Regions from separate parts of the Homo sapiens genome. Here all the other regions are linked to region 2. Evidence: chromatin loops called from intact Hi-C (ENCODE). Cell type or tissue: endothelial cell of umbilical vein. All regions are shown on one strand.

The links. A loop is a pair of places that touch in the nucleus more often than their neighbours do. Peaks named below come from ENCODE experiments on the same cell type or tissue, not always from the same donor. Only the 100,000 strongest peaks of a DNase experiment are listed, where the experiment ranks them.
Region 1: a loop joins it to region 2, with 3 times the contacts of the local background. A loop is called at or near these places in 5 of 110 quality-filtered maps.
Region 3: it touches region 2 in a loop (17-fold over the local background); 44 of 110 quality-filtered maps call a loop at or near these places.

Annotation. Positions count from the first base shown.
Region 1 is chr3:39,706,529-39,709,028 of GRCh38, forward strand. No RefSeq gene overlaps it. Among named protein-coding and RNA genes, the nearest start is that of MYRIP, 100 kb to the right of the region's middle. In endothelial cell of umbilical vein, a CTCF peak has its summit at 972 (motif pointing right); a DNase peak (open chromatin) is centred at 1,013.
Region 2 is chr3:39,540,722-39,543,221 of GRCh38, forward strand. No RefSeq gene overlaps it. Among named protein-coding and RNA genes, the nearest start is that of MOBP, 74 kb to the left of the region's middle. In endothelial cell of umbilical vein, a CTCF peak has its summit at 1,292 (motif pointing right); a DNase peak (open chromatin) is centred at 1,480; H3K27ac peaks cover 309 bases.
Region 3 is chr3:40,178,033-40,180,532 of GRCh38, forward strand. The region is part of intron 8 of MYRIP (myosin VIIA and Rab interacting protein); the gene reads left to right. The region is part of intron 2 of EIF1B-AS1 (EIF1B antisense RNA 1); the gene reads right to left. Among named protein-coding and RNA genes, the nearest start is that of EIF1B-AS1, 130 kb to the right of the region's middle. In endothelial cell of umbilical vein, a CTCF peak has its summit at 1,099 (motif pointing left); a DNase peak (open chromatin) is centred at 1,109.

The DNA.
Region 1 (2,500 bases), 170 kb after region 2:
TCCGCCTCCCAGGTTCAAGCGATTCTCCTGCCTCAGTCTCCTGAGCAGCTGGGATTACAGGCGCAGGCCACCATACCCAGCTAATTTTTGTATTTTTAGTAGAGACGGGGTTTCACCATATTGGCCAGGCTGATCTCAAACTCCTGAGCTCAAGTGATCCACCCACCTCGGCCTCCCAAAGTGCTGGGATTACAGGCGTGAGCCACCACGCCGGCCTAATCTCCAGTTTTGACTAATCTCCTATTCTTCTTTTTATAAGTTGGTGGTCTTCCTATTTTTTAACTCTCACCTTTATGAGGTTTGTGAGGGGTAGATATATACATTTGGATTCAGCCTGCTGTATTTTTGGTTCAGCCTTTTCAGAAGTTTGTCTACTAATTGACCTTTCTCTGTAGACCCCTTACTCACTTCCATAATAACTATCAAGACAGCCTGAGGTGGATTGCAGAAAAGATATGACTTTTAAAAGTTTTACTTCTAAACAAAAACCCAGGGAGAATGGGGCCAGGGGGGGAGGCAAAATCTGAAATGGGAAAATGTCAACTAATTTCCACCATACTCTTGCTCTATCCAAACAAGTTGCATTTTTTCCTGGTGCGCTAGAAAGATTGCTGAGGCTGACAGTGCCACTTCTCCAAATGCTAGGAACCAAACTTTAAATTGGCTCTTCCAAAATCTATTAAATGGGGTCTTCTAGACTTTCTGATTTGCAAAGATAGGCTATAAAAGATTGCTTCTGTTAATTTGTGTTGTGAGCATTGTTGACCTCATCCTTAAGTTCACAGGGAGCTTATTCAGTCATATAGATAATCTGTCCCTTCTTGGTGGTCATCAAAAAACACACAAGTTCTGAAAAAGAGCATCTTTTTTACTGTACTTGCCCGGGTTCAGGGTCCAGATTACAATATTTTTTGAAAATATGGTCCTATTTCCAACTTGGTTTCTTTCTTATTCTGAAGTGTGATCCCATATATGGCCATTAGGGGGTGCAAGAATTGTAATACACATAAGGCCCTCCTAAAGAATGCCACTCAGATCTTTTCTGCTTAACGGGCAAAGTGGACCTTTTTCTTTTCAGAAAAATTTCGGAAAAAATGTTCAAACAACCCTACCTTTAAAAATTTTGTACAGATCACCAAACACAAAGGATAAAAAATGGAAAAACGACTTAATGGCTAGACTACTGGTCCATGTTTCAAAATGAAACCCATTGATTCATACATTCAACAAATATTTATTAAGCACCTACACACCAGGCACTGAGCCAGATGTCAGAGATTCAGCAACAAGCGCCCAATCATGCATGACTTCCAGGCTCCCAATCACATTCTCATATTTCCTACCTATGAGAATTCTGAATTTACTCAGACTTTCTGCAAATGACACCAGGATATTTATACTTTAGGGGAATTGTTGACTAAAGATTAGTAGAGAATCCTTTTATCTTAACTGGGTTAACAAGATTAACTAACAGATTTCTTTAAGAAGGTCATAAGGACAAGGTTTAGAAAGTTAGAGATATCCATCAGAAGAGGTTTTAGACCAAATTCAACACCTTTCTACGCAAGATACCATTGGGTAAAACTTTAATGTTACCCTTCATTGTTTATTGGTTCTGGGCTGGTGATGTATCCATCCTTTAGTTGTTTCAAAGGGCAATCATATATGGGGGTCACCCTCCACTCCAATATTAGGAGGGAAAAATAAAAAGTTTATCCACCATGAAGCGCCATTGGTACAAACCTGTCAGTGCTTCTTCCCCAAAGTAACCTACATCCCTCTTATGTCCAAGATGATGGATAATGATAACATCAAATTGCAGCTTCTCTTTCTTCACTTAAGGCTTTTTCTACTCTCTAAAGAAATATTTCAAATTAGCAGCAAAAAGTTATGTGCAAGAATATCACATTCATTCATTCATTCATTCACTGTCTTCCTTTGTGGTAATATAAAATAATCTCAAGGAAGTTGAGCAACCTAGGTATTTCTTTACCTTCCTTTCCTTTTGACAGTTTACCATCCCATATTTTACCAGATCAAGAATGTGTTAGCATGTGGCAAATGGTCAGGAAGTCCTTTGGGCTTAATAAGAAAAGACTATACAGGATATAAGATATATGCTCATCTTTGTATTGGCTTTGGTGTGAAATATGGTCACCAACAATTCTTGAGCAGTATTTCTCATTAATCCAACCACTGGGAAGAAGTGGATTTATTTCTCAGCCACAATGCAAAAATAACTGTAAATAAATAAATAGATGGATAGATAAATAGGTTAGAGGACCCACTTGAATTAGATGCTACTTCTGGGACAAGCAAATATGACTAGAGGGTGGAGTCATGAGAGGATATTGGATGGGAACTGCATGGCAGAGGGGGAGGAACAGTTCTCAGAAACAGGGGCATGTTTCCAAAAGAATGGCCATGCTGTGAAGACAAAGCAATAGGTGTACACTGTGGATGCTGTCCTTTTTTACTTTCAAATTAATTCCAGCTTTTA
Region 2 (2,500 bases):
AGAGAAATAACTGGTTAGACGTGCTGTCTTGCTGGATTGTGGCACAGAATGACTCAGAGTGATATTGTGGTTGTAATGAAAAAGGCAAAATGTTAGAAGCAGTTACAATCTGTGGGTATTAGATTATGAATCTGTGTGTTAAGCTTAGGATATTTGCTCTATCTTTCAGAATTGCTGTGAGGATAAAATCAAAGGTGATGGTAAATGTGAAATGTAAAATGCAATACCAGTAGAGTAGATATTACTTTTATTGAATACATTTACTATTTTATATCATTGTATATGACACTTTTTAAGATCAGTGATCAAAGATCTAAATTTTTTTTGTTCTTCACTGTCAGGGTGACTTGACAACTAATTAGTTGAAACCATCCATAATGGTAGATAGACTGAAGCTGCACGAACTACCGTATACTCTTACTGACTGTAATAGCAGGATCTAAACATTAAAAAAAATTTATGTTTTCTTTAAACTCCTTGAAAGCAAGTGTATTAGTTAGGGGTCTCCAGAGAAACAGAACCAATTGGACGTGTGCATATGTGTGTGTGTGTGTGTGTGTGTGTGTGTGTGGAGAGAGAGAGAGAGAGATTTATTAAAAGGAATTGGTTCATATGATTTTGAATGTGAAGTTTCAAGATCTGCATTTGGCAAGCTAGAGACCCAGGAAAGCCAATGGTGTAGTTCTAGTCGGAATCTGAAGGCCTGAGAACCGGAAGAGTTGATGGTGTCAGTTCTGGTCCAAAAGCCAGTAGTCTTGAGACCCCAAAAAAGACGATGTTTCAGTTCCAGTTAAAAGGTAGCTGATGTCTTAGTTCAAGGCAGTCAGGCTGGACGAGTTCTCTCTTGTTTTCAGGATCGTCAACTCTTTTGTTCTAGTTTGGCCTTCAACTGATGAAATGAGGCCCATCCACATTAGGACAATCTGCTCTGCTCAGTCTATAGACTCAAATGCTAATCTCATCCAGAAACTTCCTCATAAAAACACCCAGAAAAATGTTTCACCAAATTTCTGGGCACCCCATGACCCAGTCAAGTTCACATGTAAAATTAACCACATCAATTAAGTTTTATTTTCACTTCTACTGATGTGATTTTTCAGAGGTGGGAATACTATGATTTTTCTAGAAACTATAGACTGAGTGAGATACAAATGGTCCACTTGTAAAGATCAATAATGACCCATGAAGCAGTAAAAACAATAAAAAAATAGCCCTTTCTAGTTTTAAATGAACAACGGTTATTTTATTTCCCTAAGGATTTGCTGTCAAAATAAACAGCCATTAGAGGGAGCTCTGGTTGCAGTTTAAAAACAAAATTAACCTCTGTGAATTGACAATGTTTACTTGGAATGCCAAGTGTCCGTGTTTTAATAGAGACACAGAAATTATTTTCTTTAAACCAAAAAGTATGAAGTATCCTTTAACAACACCATTTTGTATATCTGAACTCAGTAGAAACCAAATGTGCTTCGTGGAATACAAGAGCTGAATGATACAGAGACAAAGCTGGTGGAAGGCAAAAGGCAGGGGTGTGCATTTCAGCCACGCCACGAAAGTGGCTTCATGCCCTTGAGTCAATTGCTTGCTCTCTCTCCTAGTCTATTTCCTCTCCAGAACAATGAAGGTAACAGAGATTAGAATTTATCACATTGGAGCCCGCGGACATTTCCTAGGGACTGGAGAATTCTAGGAGAATTTAAAAATTTTTTAATTTTCTTTTTTCAAAGGCAACCATCTTGAGAATGTTACATTCTCAAAAGCTGATGGTCCGAAAAGGATTATTTTAACCATATTCTCAGTCATGTGGATAATATACTCAAAACCAGCACCTGCCATGAGGTTTCAGGGCTGTGCTGGCATTTGTGTTGACAGTTATATTGGTACCAAGTGATCCCTGTCTTGAAGTGACAGCATTGAAGTTTTAATGTGTTGCTAAGTCTTTCTGGCTGACATTAGGTTGGTGTTGTCAAAATGACAACAGTTGACTTATCATTACCATTGTACTCATAAAGACAAATTTTCTCTTCAGCAGGGATAACATGCAACTGAAAGCATTGTTACAGAATAAGGTTTTAGAAACAAGTCATTTTGCAAACTGAGGTTCTGATTTGACGTAATGAAAATTACTGCAGTGGAAGAATGTACTTGGTGCTTTCATTTCCTGGGCTTGAGAAGGGAACAGAACAATAATGCATAACTAGTAATTCGCACGTGCAAATGAAAGCTGCATGACAATATAGTGTGCCGAATAAGCCACGCTGTGGTGGTTTGGAAAGAGAAAAGAGGTAGTAGATTGAGCCCTCACCTAAATGATGGACAAGCTGAACTCGAAAGACCTGGATCACAGCAGGCAGAAATATACCAATGGAAAGTAAAAGGCTTGTGCAGATCCTGTTTGTGTGCTATCAACTCCAAACAGTTTAGCAGCAGTAGCTGTGAAGATTTTTCAATACATTCTCATTATTTCTGACTGTACAGTTTTATTGATTTGTTCATCGTA
Region 3 (2,500 bases), 640 kb after region 2:
ACAAAGCAAAGCTGTGTCTCAGTTACGTATACATATGACCACTCTTCTTGATTTGCCCTCAAATCTTTGATACTAAAAACATTCTTTCCCTGTTTTTTACTGTGGGCTCTTTGAGAGCAAAGACTGTTTTAAAGCTGCGGTTGGTGCCACAGGGAGCCTGTCCTGTTGATGATGATGATAATCATAGCAATCATAGCAACAATCTATGGTTCCAAGGGATATAAGTAGAACACATTGCTGCTGCCCACACAGGAGATGCAGCTACTGCAAAGAATGCTGTAACAAAAGTAACTGATGATCACACTGGGTGTTTTGCCCAAAGCTTCGGGACCAGTTGGTTCACGTGGCAAGTCCTGCTGGGCTGGGGCACATTAACCAGGAGTGCATTGTTGCCAGGCTTGCAGCAAAGGCTGTCAGGCACACACCAAGAGAGCATGGAGGAGCATCGAATTGGAATCAGTCAGACCCGAGCTCAACCCTTGCCTTACCCTTGGCCATCCATATGCTTTGGGCAAGTTATTCAATCCTGACTCTGTTTACTCATGTGCACTCAATCAAGTTGAGTGAGAGAACAGTTACACCGGCTCAGTGGTAATACTTAATAAATGCTCTTATTTGGCTAATATTTATTGAGTGCTTTCTCTGCGCTATGCATGATACTGATCCCTTAACATGAGGAAACTGAGGCTTAGAACAGTTTAAGTTTTTCCAAGATCCCACATAGCAAGAGGAGGAGCTGGCATTTACCCACTACCTAAGGTATCACCCATAAGTTAATGCCCAAGGAGTAAAGAGGAAGGGCCTATCTGAAGGCCCAAATTCTCAAGTTCATCAATGCAAGGGATTGCTGATGTGCTAACATTCCTGGATCCATGGACTCCCCCTGCAGCCCCCTTGCATAGATGTTCAAACACTCTAACTCAGACCAGCTCTTCCAGTCACCAGCCCTGCGTCTTCTGTGTACCCTAGAATAAGTAAGACAAGCAGAGTCTGTGCGTAGGAAAGAAAAGTGGGCACAGAGGGCTCAGCCAGCGTTATAAGCCAGTATAATAAACAAATAAATTACTCCTCTCTGGCTGAACTAGCTGGTGAGTAAAAGCATTGTTGTGGTGCCCTCTGCTGGGCGTGTGTTGCTTGTAATGAATTTGTGGCAGAACCACACCTGGGTCTCAGAACTGTCTTTTTCCACCCTGGCTGGAGACTGTAGGCCACCAGTGTCCTAGGACCTGTTGGAGACAGCTCTGCTGGGCCTTTTGTGGTTGTCAGGGTGTAGCTTTTTTCTAGTGTGGAACACTGATTTGCCTGAAATAGACTATTTTTATAGCCTGGCATTCCCTACTCTCTGCTGTTGGGACCAGAGAGGGACTTTTCATTTGTTAGTCTTGGCTTTTGCAGAGAATGGGGGAGAATTTCCGTCCCATAAAAAAGGACCCCAGCCACCACATATACACACAAGTCTGAGCCACTGCAAAAATGAAATATTAAGTATTGTTTCCCCTTTTTAAACTTGTATTCAGTGATTTACAGTGAGAAGCTTGTAGATTTTTTTTAAAGGCCAGATACAGTAAATGGCTTCTGTGAGGCTGCAATAATACTGCATCTGGCAACTAGGCTGTCAGCTTCATAAGGGCCAGCACTGTGTCTTACAGCCTATAAATTCAGTCACAAACATGCAACCAAGGATCACAAACAAAAGGCCATCCCTGCCCTCATGGAGTTCATTGTGTGTGGAAGACACAGCAAGTCAGTGCACAACGATAACAGTGTGGACAGAGCTGTGTGATCACACAGGAGGAGCAACCTAGCCAATCCCAAGGTACACCAGGGCCAAGGGCGTGTCCCTCTTGATACATGGAGGTTTGCCATAGAATGATGTTTTCCTTCATTTTTAATAACTTCACTTGCCAGTTGACCACCATCCTCAATCTCTATCCTCTCTGAAAGCTGCTCATTTTCTGTCAGATATTTAGCAGAATCGCAGAATGGCTCTGAATACCTAGCCCTGTGAAAACCTCGGGTGTTGTCAAGCTGCATCATCCAAACTGCTCTGGACACTCGAGACAGGGTCAGTGCTTGCTGTGCCCTCAGAATGAAGGAGATGACACTCAGCCAAAAGCCACTTTACATGTGTGTTAGCTTGGCTCTCCTCCAAGTAAAACCTTGCTCTCCAGGATGTAAGTGTAGATGACAGTGGGATCCTTTTTATTTCTTTCTCTTACTCCATAATTTTGTGTAAGAAATTGGAAAAAAAAAATTAGGCACTTTGAAAAACTCATTTTGTAACCATTCACTCGATAGCAAACATTCATTGATTTCCAATTCTGTACTAGTTACTGTGCCAGGGGCTACAGATGTCACTGCTAAAAGAACATTACCCTCAGTTGCTCCACAGTCTAGTGGGGGCCCCAGGCCAGAAGAGAGATGTTTGCAAGAGTGCAGTAAAACATAAGTACAGAAGAAGCCCATGACCACCAGCCCAGTTGGGGAAGGGGGCAATTGG